Linked DNA regions of Homo sapiens: region 1 is linked to region 2. A link is an interaction called in ENCODE POLR2A ChIA-PET data of the cell type or tissue named here. Cell type or tissue: GM12878. All regions are shown on one strand. Links, peaks and the distances in the headings refer to the core of each region. The heading gives the core; the rest is flanking DNA.

Region 1 (5,491 bases), core at 294-5,293, 1.5 Mb after region 2:
TGTCCATTACCCAACTAGGAAGTGGCCCCATGAGCAGAGGACTCAAGCTTCTAGTGTACTCAGCCACTGGAGGATGATCCTTTTGTGCTGAGATTCAGTTTACGAGTTCTATTATGGGGGAAGTTGGGGGCTTCCTGGTCTCAATCTATCTAAGGCCAGCTTGTCCAGCCCATGGGCTGTCTGCGGCCCAGGACAGCTTTGAATGTGGCCCAACACAAATTTGTTAACTTTCTTTAAATGTCATGAGACTTTTTTGTGTGATTTTATTTATTTATTTTAGTTCATCAGCTATTGTTAATATATTTTATGTGTGGTCCAAGACAATTCTTCTTTTTCCAGTATGGCCCAGGGAAGCCAAAAGATCGGACACCCCTGATCTAAGAAGAAGGAGGAAAGGACTGGCTGGATCAATGGGAGAGGGAGAAGAGATAAGGCTCAATTAGTGAGCAGGGATCTGTGCAAAGGAATCAGGACATAGGCACAGCAGCACCACAGGGTGACAGGTGTTAATGTGGGGGCTGAGGGGAGGGAGCAAGAGTACCTTTCAGTGGGTGTGTGTTCAGGGAGAAATGAAGAGAGTTGGGGCTGTTGCAGAGTTGAATTGGGAGCTCTGGGAGCAAGTGTACCAGTCAGTATTATAGGAAGGCAGCCATGTTAAGACACAGGACCTGCAGGGTGGCCAATTTGTTTTAAAGTATATGACAATAACACTCCACAGTTTTAACAGTTTGTTGGGCTAAATTGTGTTCCTCCTACTGCTACTGCCCCCCGCATTCATATGCTGAAGTCCTTACCCCCAGTACCTCAGAATGTGACCTTATTTGGAAATATGGTCATTGCACATGTAATTAGTTAAGATGAGTTCATACTGGAGTAGGGTGGTCCCTGATCCATTAGGCCAGGTGCAGTGGCTCCTGCCTATAATCCTAGAACTTTGGGAGGCTGGGGTAGGAGGATCGATTGGGCCTAGGAGTTTGAGACCAGCCTGGGCAACATAGTGAGACACTATCTCTACAGAGAATACAAAATTTTTAACAAACTAGCCAGGTGCAGTGTCATATGCCTGTGGCCCCAGCTTAACTCAGGAGGCTGAGGTAGGAGGATTGCTTGAGCCAGGGAGGTCAAGGCTACAGTGAGCTATGATTGCACCACTATACCCCAGCCTGGGTAACAGAATGAGACCCCATCTCAAAAATAAAAATAAAAACTAAAGAAGGAAATTTGGGCACAGATATGCACACAGGGAGAATGGCATGTGAAGATGAAGGCAGAGATCAGGGTGCTTCTTCTACAAGCCAAGGAACCCCATAGATTGCTGGCAACCACCAGCAGCTCAGGGAGATGCCTGGAACAGATTCTCACTCACAGCCCTCAGAGGGAACCCATCCTGCTGACATCCGGATCTCGGCCGTCCAGCCTCCAGAACTGTGAGACAATGCTTTACTGTTGTTTAAGCTGCCTAGTCTGTAGTACTTTGTTACTTTGCTCTAGCAAAGTAATACACATGGCAACGTATCTGATGACAGCTCTAGCTGTGATAGAGCCCTGAGGTTTTTGAAACCTGCCTTTGTAGAGGCTGAGAAAATCTGTTTTCTTTCATTTTCCTTTTCTTTTTTTTTTTTTTTTGGTTTCTTTTTTTGAGACAGGGTCTTACTCTGTTGCAAAGACTGGAGTGCAGCAGCGTGATCATGACTTATTGCTGCCTCTACCTCCCAGGTTTCTCAGTAGCTGGGGCTGCAGACACACACCACCTGCCTGGCTAATTTTTTAAATTTTTTTTAGAGATGAGGTCTCACTATGTTGTCCAGGCTGGTCTTGAACTCTTGGGCTCAAGTTATCTGCCCACCTTGGTCTCCCAAATTGTTGGGATTACAGGTGTGAGCCACCATGCCTGGTCAGGACTTGTTTTATATAAAATTATCTCTAACAGAATGCTACATGTACATAGCTATAAAAAGCAAAGTAGAATAAATACATAAAAAGTATAATGAAAAATTACAATTGCGCTTAGCCTCTTGTTCCCCAAGGCTGTCTTCCTGAAGGCCGGCACTGCCAACTCTGTAGCCATTTTTCTTGTATTTTCCACCATTTTTCTAAACAATATGCTTACATTACTATTTCTTTTCTTTCCTTTTTTTTTTTTTTTTTTTTTGAGATGGAGTCTCACTCTGTTGCCCAGACTGGAGTACAGTGGGGTGACCTCAGCTCACTGCAGCCTCTGCCTCCCAGGTTCAAGCAATTCTCCTGCCTCAGCCTCCCAAGTAGCTGGGATCACAAGTGTGCGCCACTATACTTAGCTAATTTTTGTATTTTTAGTAGAGATGGGGTTCCACCATGTTGGCCAGGCTGGTCTCGAACTCCTGACCTCAGGTGATCTGCTTGCCTCAGCCTCCCAAAGTGCTGGAATTACAGGTGTGCTGGAATTACAGGTGTGAGCCACCACGTCCAGCCACATTACTGTTTCTTGATTTTCGACTTTGCACACTACTTGTTAACTTCCAATCATGGTAGCGGAGGAAACGCTCTCCTTCCTATACCCCCTTCTGTATCCTTGTATTCCAGTACTTTATGAAATAAATGACAACTGTTCACATTATTAGGAGGAGGTATGTAGTGTTAGGAGGGGGCATGGCTCACCTCTGAGCCATGTAGTGTTCTAGGACAACACTCTGTGATTAAACAACCCTTTTCTCCTTCTGGACTTAATGGCAGTTTCTTTTTTGCATTTGTCTGATTTTCTCTGAACCTATGTGTTCCCCCATTGCCCTAGCACCTCTGCCACACTGCAATCAACAGTATTTTTTGACTCTGAATGCTTTATTTTTTTTTCCCTAGGTGGTCCCTCTGGCCTCCTCCTCCAACGTGGACAGAGGTGCCTTAGGCTGCAGCGTGGCCCAGCTCCTGAGAGGGAGGAGGAGGTGTCTTTTGAAAGTGGCCAGCAGTTTTCTGGGTTTGGAGGTGGATGTTTCAGTTCACTGTGGGGGTGAAGTCCTTTGGTTTCATGAAGGCCTCCGGGACAGGCAGCTGTGCTCTCTTGTTGTTCCCCTCTGAGGGGCTTCACAGTTCTGGCTTGGGCGTGTTAATCAGGCATTCAGGCTGAGGCAGTCCTGAGTCCAGGGGAGATGTTGTCTGAAGGTGTGAACGGCTGAGCTCACTCCTGTGGAAACTGATGTTTTTGTCAGTGGTTGTTTTTTTGGCAGGGTGTGGGAGTTGTTGCTGAAAGTTGCTTGCAGGAGATAACGGAGTGGCTGAGGGTGGAAGGTGCATTTTCTCCATCCGTGCACAGAATCAGCACTGCTGGGTCACGCAGGGTGTAGGGATCTAGAGCACCAACGGAGCCCCGGACCTGGAGCCTGGCAGCCCCATGGGCACTGTGTCTTAGAGGTAGTGGCCCCAAGGCTCGTATTGGTGGACCTCAAGCCACAGAAGACAGGCCAGAGGAAGGATACAATGATGACTGGGACTGATTGGTTCAACAGATGTCGGGGACCCTTTTGAGGACTCCCTGAAAGACCCAGGGAATACTTCTGCAGGGCTGGGGCTGAGGGCCTGCGCTCATCAGGGGCCTCAGAATCGTTGTGACATGGGGTATCCGTGCAAAGGGATCTCACGTCTCCCCAGACTGCTGGACACTGGGTGTATGAGCATATTCCCTTCAGAATGATTCACAGCGATAGGCAGGGTATTTTTACCCCCATTGACAGCCAAAGAGTCTGAATCTCAAAGAGGCTTCAGTCCTTAAGTGGCAGAAGTGGAATGAGACCCCAGGTCAGGTGCTTTCCCACTTCCACAGAAGATAGAAGTCACGTTGCTAGAAAGTAACAGGGGAAGTAACGGTCCCATTGGACCATTTAGGGTCCTAGGAATGAAATATTTATTATGTTCAGTTCTGGGAATCGCGTTTTAAGAGAAGCAAGAACTTACTTCCTACAGGGAAATCAGGTTCGTGAAAGAGACCGGGGGTGCCTTTTCTGGCTTTTGTAACATCAGAGGGTCCTCCCCAGTCAGTGTTAGCAGCCCTGGGAAGCAGAGTTCTCTAGGGCTTCCAGACTCGACCCCAGTGTTGTCACCGGGCACCATGGTATGCTCAGTGCCATGGGCAAGCGTGGCTGTCATCTGCCCAGGGCCGTCGCCTGTGTAGCTAACGTCCTCTGTAGACAAGCACCCCTCTGTTGCAGCCTCATAAGCAAGGTGATTGTAGATGTCATGCCTGACTAGTTCACCCTTCTCAGGAAGTGAACTTCCTTTTTACTCAGTTTCACAAATATGGGGGTTCATGCAGTCTCCCCTCCCATCCCAGCCAGCTGCCCTGACAGTGGGATAAGGCGCTGACAAGCGGCCGTGTTCCCTCTGCGAACAGGGACAATGTCCCCATGAGTGCTCCCTTCCCAGCTCTGGGGCTAGAGTGTGAAAGGCAGGGTAGCGCTTTAGTGACTGGGGGGCTGTTGATCTCAGACACCAGCTGCTGTGATTCCTAGGACACTTCTTATCAGTGGGACACGAATGGGGGACTCCCACGTTCTGGTCTCTCCAGTCAGGTTGAATTTGTTGTTTTGTTTTTATTTTTGTTTTGAGACAGAGTCTGGCTCTGTCGCCCAGGCTGGAGAGCAGTGGCGTGATCTTGGCTCACTGTAACCTCTGCCTCCCAGATTCAAGCGAGTCTCCTGCCTCAGCCTTCTGAATAGCCGGGATCACAGGCACACGCCGCCACACCTGGCTAATTTTTGTATTTTTAATAGAGACGGGGTTTCACCATGTTGGCCAGGCTGGTCTTGAACTCCTGACCTCAGGTGATCCGCCTGCCTCGGCCTCCCAAAGTGCTGGGATTACAGGCGTGAGCCATTGCGCCCAGCCGAATTTGTTGTTTTTTAACAGGAAAATCCTTACTGAAGTTTCAAGATTCCCATTCTAATGATTTTTAAATCTCTATTGAATTCAATGAATTCAAATCTCTCTCTCTTTTTTTTTTTTTTTTTTTTTTTTTTTTGTGAGACAGAGTCTCGCTCTGTCGCCCAGACTGGAGTGCAATGGCATGATCTTGGCTCACTGTAACCTCTGCCTCCTGGGTTCAAGCGATTCTCCTGCCTCAGCCTCCTGAGTAGCTGGGATTATTGGCACATGCCACTACGCCTGCCTAATTTTTGTATTTTTAGTAGACACAGGGTTTCACCATGTTGGTCAGGCTGGTTTCGAACTCCTGACCACACGATCCGCCCACCTCGGCCTTTCAAAGTGCTGGGATTACAGGCGTGAGCCACCATGCCCGGCCTCTAATCTGTTTATGTTTACAGATTTGTTTTTGCCTCACTCACAGCTACTATTTGTATTTTTACTGAGCTTCTTTGGACAAGGTTAAGGAGCTTCTTTTCCTGACTTCTGTTGATTTTTGGTGCTCCGTGTTTGGAGTTCATAATTACACAACCTCAGGGGTTTTCTGGGGTTAGGGGAAAACAGCAGCTTGAAGGCTCAGGAAGTGGCTGGAGTTCTGGAA
Region 2 (5,241 bases), core at 242-5,241:
TTGTTTAGTTCATAACTGCAACTTCATTGAGGGTGAGTGCTGGGGTATTGTGAAGCAAATCAGTGACAACATATTTTACCCATGGATACTTTAGTGCCATTAATAAAAACCCCTAGGTTATTCTATTAATTTGAAATCTACTATAAATCTATCTGATGAATAAATCAAACAGATTTTAACAAATTGCTTCTCTTGCCAAAGTTTCCCATTTGCTAGAACTAGAGATTATTCATCAAAATAGCTGTGACAGTAGAAACATACCACTTGTCTACACACACAACACATAGCATACTTAGAATAGGAATAGATCTCTGATTTGATGTCCCAGTAATTTAGAGATTGATGATATCCTACCGATACTTTAAGGAGCAGACATTTTAAAACGATGGTACAGACCCACTAGTCTGACCTTTTCTCTGTTAGTCACAGTTGGGCTGTGGTCATTCCCGGAGTCCCTAAGATTAGAACAGGTAATGGGTCACCTGTGTGACCTGCACCAAGGCCAGCCCCACCGCCCCCGGCCACAGAAATAAGATCTCTCTCTCTCTCTGTCTGTCTCTGTGTGTGTATGTATGTGTGTATGTCTGTTTCTGCCTCTCCCACATCACATACATACATACACACACACACACACACACACACAGTGCCTCACTGGGAAGAAATGAGCAGGTATGGAGGAGACATTCTCAGAGATGGATCTCTACTGTGCTCCGTCTTGACTTATTTGCTGTCAGTGCTCCAAGGGATGAGCTCTGGAGGTCATCAGTAACTTGGTCAAACATCCACAGCTACTTCTTCATCCTTCTGATCCAATCAAGAGATTCCTATGCTGAAGTTTTACCTTTCAGGAAAGGCTGAACTAAATATGTAAATAATGAAAGTAGACCCTGTTCTTGGGGGTAAAATGCTGCATAAGTACATTCTTTATTGTTATATCATAGATTTTAGATTAGAAGTGGCAGCCTAGGGCAGTCATTGATTATCTTCTTAGGGATAGGGGTTAAATCACATTATCATTGCAGTGCTGACGTGTAGGACACGGAGGTTCATAAACATCCCGTGGAGTAGCACCCAGCACATAGCTCTACTGGGTCCTTTTGCGAACAGGCAAACCATGGAGCCTTGCTGAACCCTGGATGAACTGTGTACCTCCTTCTCTTGCCACCTCCTTCTTTCTATTTTAATAGCTATTCCTATTTTTATACACATCTCCTCTTAAAGAGTTACTTAGCTGCTAGATTTACCTCAAGGATTGAGGCATGTAAAATTTATTTTTAAATATAAAATGGGGGTTCACAGAAAACCCCTAATCCATTTCCAAAGCCATCAGCTTTAGAGCTGACTTTCCTCTTTCTCCCCTGAGCAACTTCCTTTTCCTGATCTTCTGAGGGAATATCCCTCGTCCCACAAATGCTCCAGCACCTCCTAATTTAATACCCTCAAGTTGTATATATACCAGGAAATAAACTCATAATCTCCATCCTAATCAGTTTGTAATATAAAAGGAAGAACAAAATTCCCAAACTTTAACCCTATGGCCTTTTCAGTGTTTATTGATGAGTATATTGCAAACACCTGGGTAGCCAGAGCACCTCTGCTTCACTCCTCTGCTTAGAAGCAGCTTCTGCCACACATCCAGGATTATGTAATACATATCTGTCACGGTCCACAGGACCAGCGGACTTTAAAAAATAATGGTGACATAAAAACTCACAGTGGTAGCTATACCACGGAACCCTAGGTGAGAAGGCACCTCCACCCGCACACAGGTGTATGGACGCAAGGATGAACGTTCCGGCCGCACGCGTCCCACACACGGACGTGCACACGGGCGCCTCCGAATAGGCTCGCGGTTCCCGAAGCCGGCTCCGCGGACGCCTGCTCTGGCTCCGTGGGAAAGGCGCCTCCGCGGCGGGGCCCCGGGCAGCGCCAGACCCGGCGGGCGGCGGCGGCGTTGGCGCGGCCAGGCGAGGGGGGTTCCCGCAGCCCGCCCGCCCCGCCCCTCGCGCCCGCGGCTCCGCCTCGCCTAGCCATGGTGGAGCAGGGAGACGCGGCGCCGCTGCTGCGCTGGGCCGAGGGCCCCGCCGTCTCCCTGCCGCAGGCCCCGCAGCCGCAGGCGGGAGGCTGGGGCCGGGGCGGCGGCGGGGGCGCCCGGCCGGCCGCGGAGCCGCCCCGGAGGCGGGAGCCCGAGGAGCCGGCCGCCCCGGAGGTGCTGCTGCAGCCCGGGCGCCTGGAGCTGGGCGACGTGGAGGAGGACCAGGTGGTGGCCGTGTTCGTGGTCACCTTCGACCCCCGCTCGGGTGAGGGCCGCGCCGGGGCCAGGCGCGTGGGGAGGGTCGGGGTGCCCCCGAGCTTTGGGGGCGCGGGGGAGGGGCTCGCTGCGCGCGCACCTGCCCTCCCGGCCCCGCACCCCGCACCAGGGCCGGCCCCGGGCTCCCGGGCTTGGGGAAGGGCGGGGGTCGGCCAGTCCTCAGCTCTCTCCCTCGGGGCGCAGCTGGGTGCTGGCGCGCGGCCTCTCGGAGCGGCCCCGAGGGCTTTGTTCCAGCCCCGCCGACCTCCTCTCCCCTCCCCTCCTCTCCTCTGAGTCCCAGCCCCACAGTGGTGTTCGCACTTCAGTGACAGGGCATCCGGTTTGTGGCCACGTTGGGTTTTGTTTTCTTTTCTTGGGGGCTAGAAGATTTTTCACGTTGTGCGGAGGAAACCCCCCGGGCGAGCGCCCTGAGCTCCCCGCTCGCCCCCCATCCCGTCCCCCGCTCCCCGCTCGCCCCCCACCCCGTCCCCCGCTCCCCGCTCGCCCCCCACCCCGTCCCCCGCTCCCCGCTCGCCCTAGCTCCCCGTCGCTTCCTCTGGGGTAACTTTCCTAGCGGCCAAGTTCACTTTCTCTGACTGCATTATTTTGAGGAATTAACGCCGGGAGCATTAAGGGATGGGGCTGAGGGATTCAGCTGAAGGCTGATTAAAGGAGAAGCCTCCCCGGATAGGCTGTCTTTCGGAGATGCTTGGAGAATTAAAGTCTTATCCCACATAATCTTAGCCTAACCACCCGGCAGGGGGGTGTGCGTTTTCCAGGTGAGAGTCCACGGGGGACAGAAGGTGGAAGAACGACCCTGCGCGCCCAGGAAGCCTTGGAGGGTCAGCTAGGGACTTCTGACTCTGAGAGTGGCTCTGCTGTTCGGGGTTGGGGGAAGGAGGTGTCATCGCAGGAGTCGTGGTGTCAGGGCTTAAGGAAACCCAGGTGTGACTGTCAATGTCTCCAGGGCAGCTGCTGGAGTGTGGAGTGCCTGTTCGTGCGGGAAAATATTGGCTGCTTTCTGGGATGAGGTGGGATGGAGTGGAGAAAAAAAGGGGTTAGGATCTGGAGAAGGGGAATCTGGTATGGCAGCTGATGATGGGTTCCAGGCCGGTAATTTTGGGGTTCTCAGCTGTAGGACACAGGAAGAATGTGGGATTCACTGTGGAGCTCCATTTGCAGGGACAGAGTTTGTGGGGACAATTCAGGCCTTTGTGACTTCTGCTTGTTTCTTTGCCACATTCCATGGCTTTCAAACTCTTTTGACTGATCTATCATGTGAAGTTAATTTTACATCACAACCAATATGCTCACATACACGTACAGTACTTATGTAACTGAAATAGACATTTCATGAAGTAGTGCTGACTCCTTCTACATGTAATGCATTCTTTTTTCTCTCTCTTTTTTTTTTTTTTCAGACAGTGTCTCACTCTGTCGCCTAGGCTGGAATGCAGTGGCTCTTTTCTCTTTTTTTTAAGTGTTCATCACACATGCTGGTTGACTCGCATTTGAGATTCCTAGATACCAGTAGTTTGAAAAGTATTGGTCTTTTTTGACCAAAGTTACCCGTAATGCTAGACAAAAACCAATACTTTGTAACTAATCATATTGCTTATACTGTACCCCATCATTTACAGGTAAACAGCTACCAGCATTTGACTTATCCTGGGAAATATTTCAGAGTAACTAGAAGGAATAGAAAGGGCACATTCACACGGTCTGATTTAGTATTGGTAGCTCCAGTGGTAGAGTCTTAGGGAAGGGAAAGAGAAAAGAAGTTTTATACTAATTACAGACAGATAGGGTGGATAATACTGATAATTGATCAATTATTGATATTGGCCAATTGATATCTATCAATTGATAAAAGCGCCAGAGGGCTAGTACCTGCCCCCATTCCTTGTCAGTCACAGGCAGTGAGCATGGCTTTGTGAATTTGTGTATACGGAGTGTGTGTGTGTGTGTGTGTGTGTGTGAGTGATGGTTTTCAGACTAAGGCTACTGTGCAAAGAAGGGATTGTAACACATTTAGACATTTTGTGCAGGCATTTTACTATAATGCTGTTTGATTTATTCTGATCACTGCTCTGTAATTTGATGATCATTTATACCCAATTTGTAAATGAGGGAACATACCAGGGATGGTTAGGTAATTTGGGAATATTAAGTAGCCAATAAATACTTGACTGTAAGTCCCATTGTCTTTCTAGTATACTATGCTGCCTGAACCCCTGCTCCCTGGCACCTGATCCTTACTTATCCAGGGATGGAGGAGAAAGGAGGGAGGAAGAGAGAGCGCAGTGTGAGAGGGAGCACTTGTAACTTGTGTTTTTTTTGTGTTTTTTTGTGGGGGGAAAGCAGTCCTTTACTGACCATAAATGTGTTTGTCTCTTTTGTCATCTATCCTAGTCCTAAATGGCACTTTGCTTCCTGTAAAAATACTCTGATAGACCTTGTACCATATAATTTTATTTTATATATATCTTAAAAGTAGGAGATGTAGTGAATGAATGCTACTGAGCTTCTGAGGGCCTCAAGGTTAGCACTAGGACAGGGCCCTCAGAGAGTGCCTGATGTACCCCTTGTGTGATGGTTCCGGTGGAGTGAGGCCCATAGTGGCACAGTGAGCTGGACCATCACTGGCCCAGCATCTTCCCCCCTTTACTGCTGAGGCAGATCTGCTATTTGTTCCTATTTAATATTGGCCCACCCAGACTTTTGCCCCTCCTTCGCCTGTGTTGCCAAAAGCGATAAAGTGAATATTGACTTCTTTACCAAAATTAGAGCATATTTTAGAAGTTCTTACATAGGTGTGATTTGTCTGCTGTTTAGTTTCTCTCGCTGGCCTGCCTGCTTAGCCACTTCCCCATGTCTCTCCCACCTGTGTCCTCAGTTTCCACTCCTAGGAGATCCTTCCTCCCCCCACCCCACACCCACCTCAACCCTCC

Evidence for each region. Peaks named below come from ENCODE experiments on the same cell type or tissue, not always from the same donor. Only the 100,000 strongest peaks of a DNase experiment are listed, where the experiment ranks them.
Region 1: POLR2A ChIA-PET joins it to region 2 with 10 read pairs; 2 of 35 experiments call an interaction of 5 or more read pairs at or near these places.

What each region holds. Positions count from the first base shown.
Region 1 is chr7:140,221,698-140,227,188 of GRCh38, reverse strand. No RefSeq gene overlaps it. Among named protein-coding and RNA genes, the nearest start is that of KDM7A-DT, 47 kb to the right of the region's middle. In GM12878, for the core only: no CTCF peak of the experiment used is centred there; no DNase peak of the experiment used is centred there; H3K27me3 peaks cover 158 bases.
Region 2 is chr7:141,698,945-141,704,185 of GRCh38, reverse strand. It overlaps DENND11 (DENN domain containing 11), which reads left to right and starts at 2,020. Exons shown (of 9, transcript NM_001080392.2): 1 at 2,020-2,300. The coding sequence starts at 2,033. WEE2-AS1 (WEE2 antisense RNA 1) reads left to right here. Exons shown (of 4, transcript NR_199841.1): 4 at 1-183. In GM12878, for the core only: no CTCF peak of the experiment used is centred there; a DNase peak (open chromatin) is centred at 2,605; H3K4me3 peaks cover 2,858 bases; H3K27ac peaks cover 847 bases.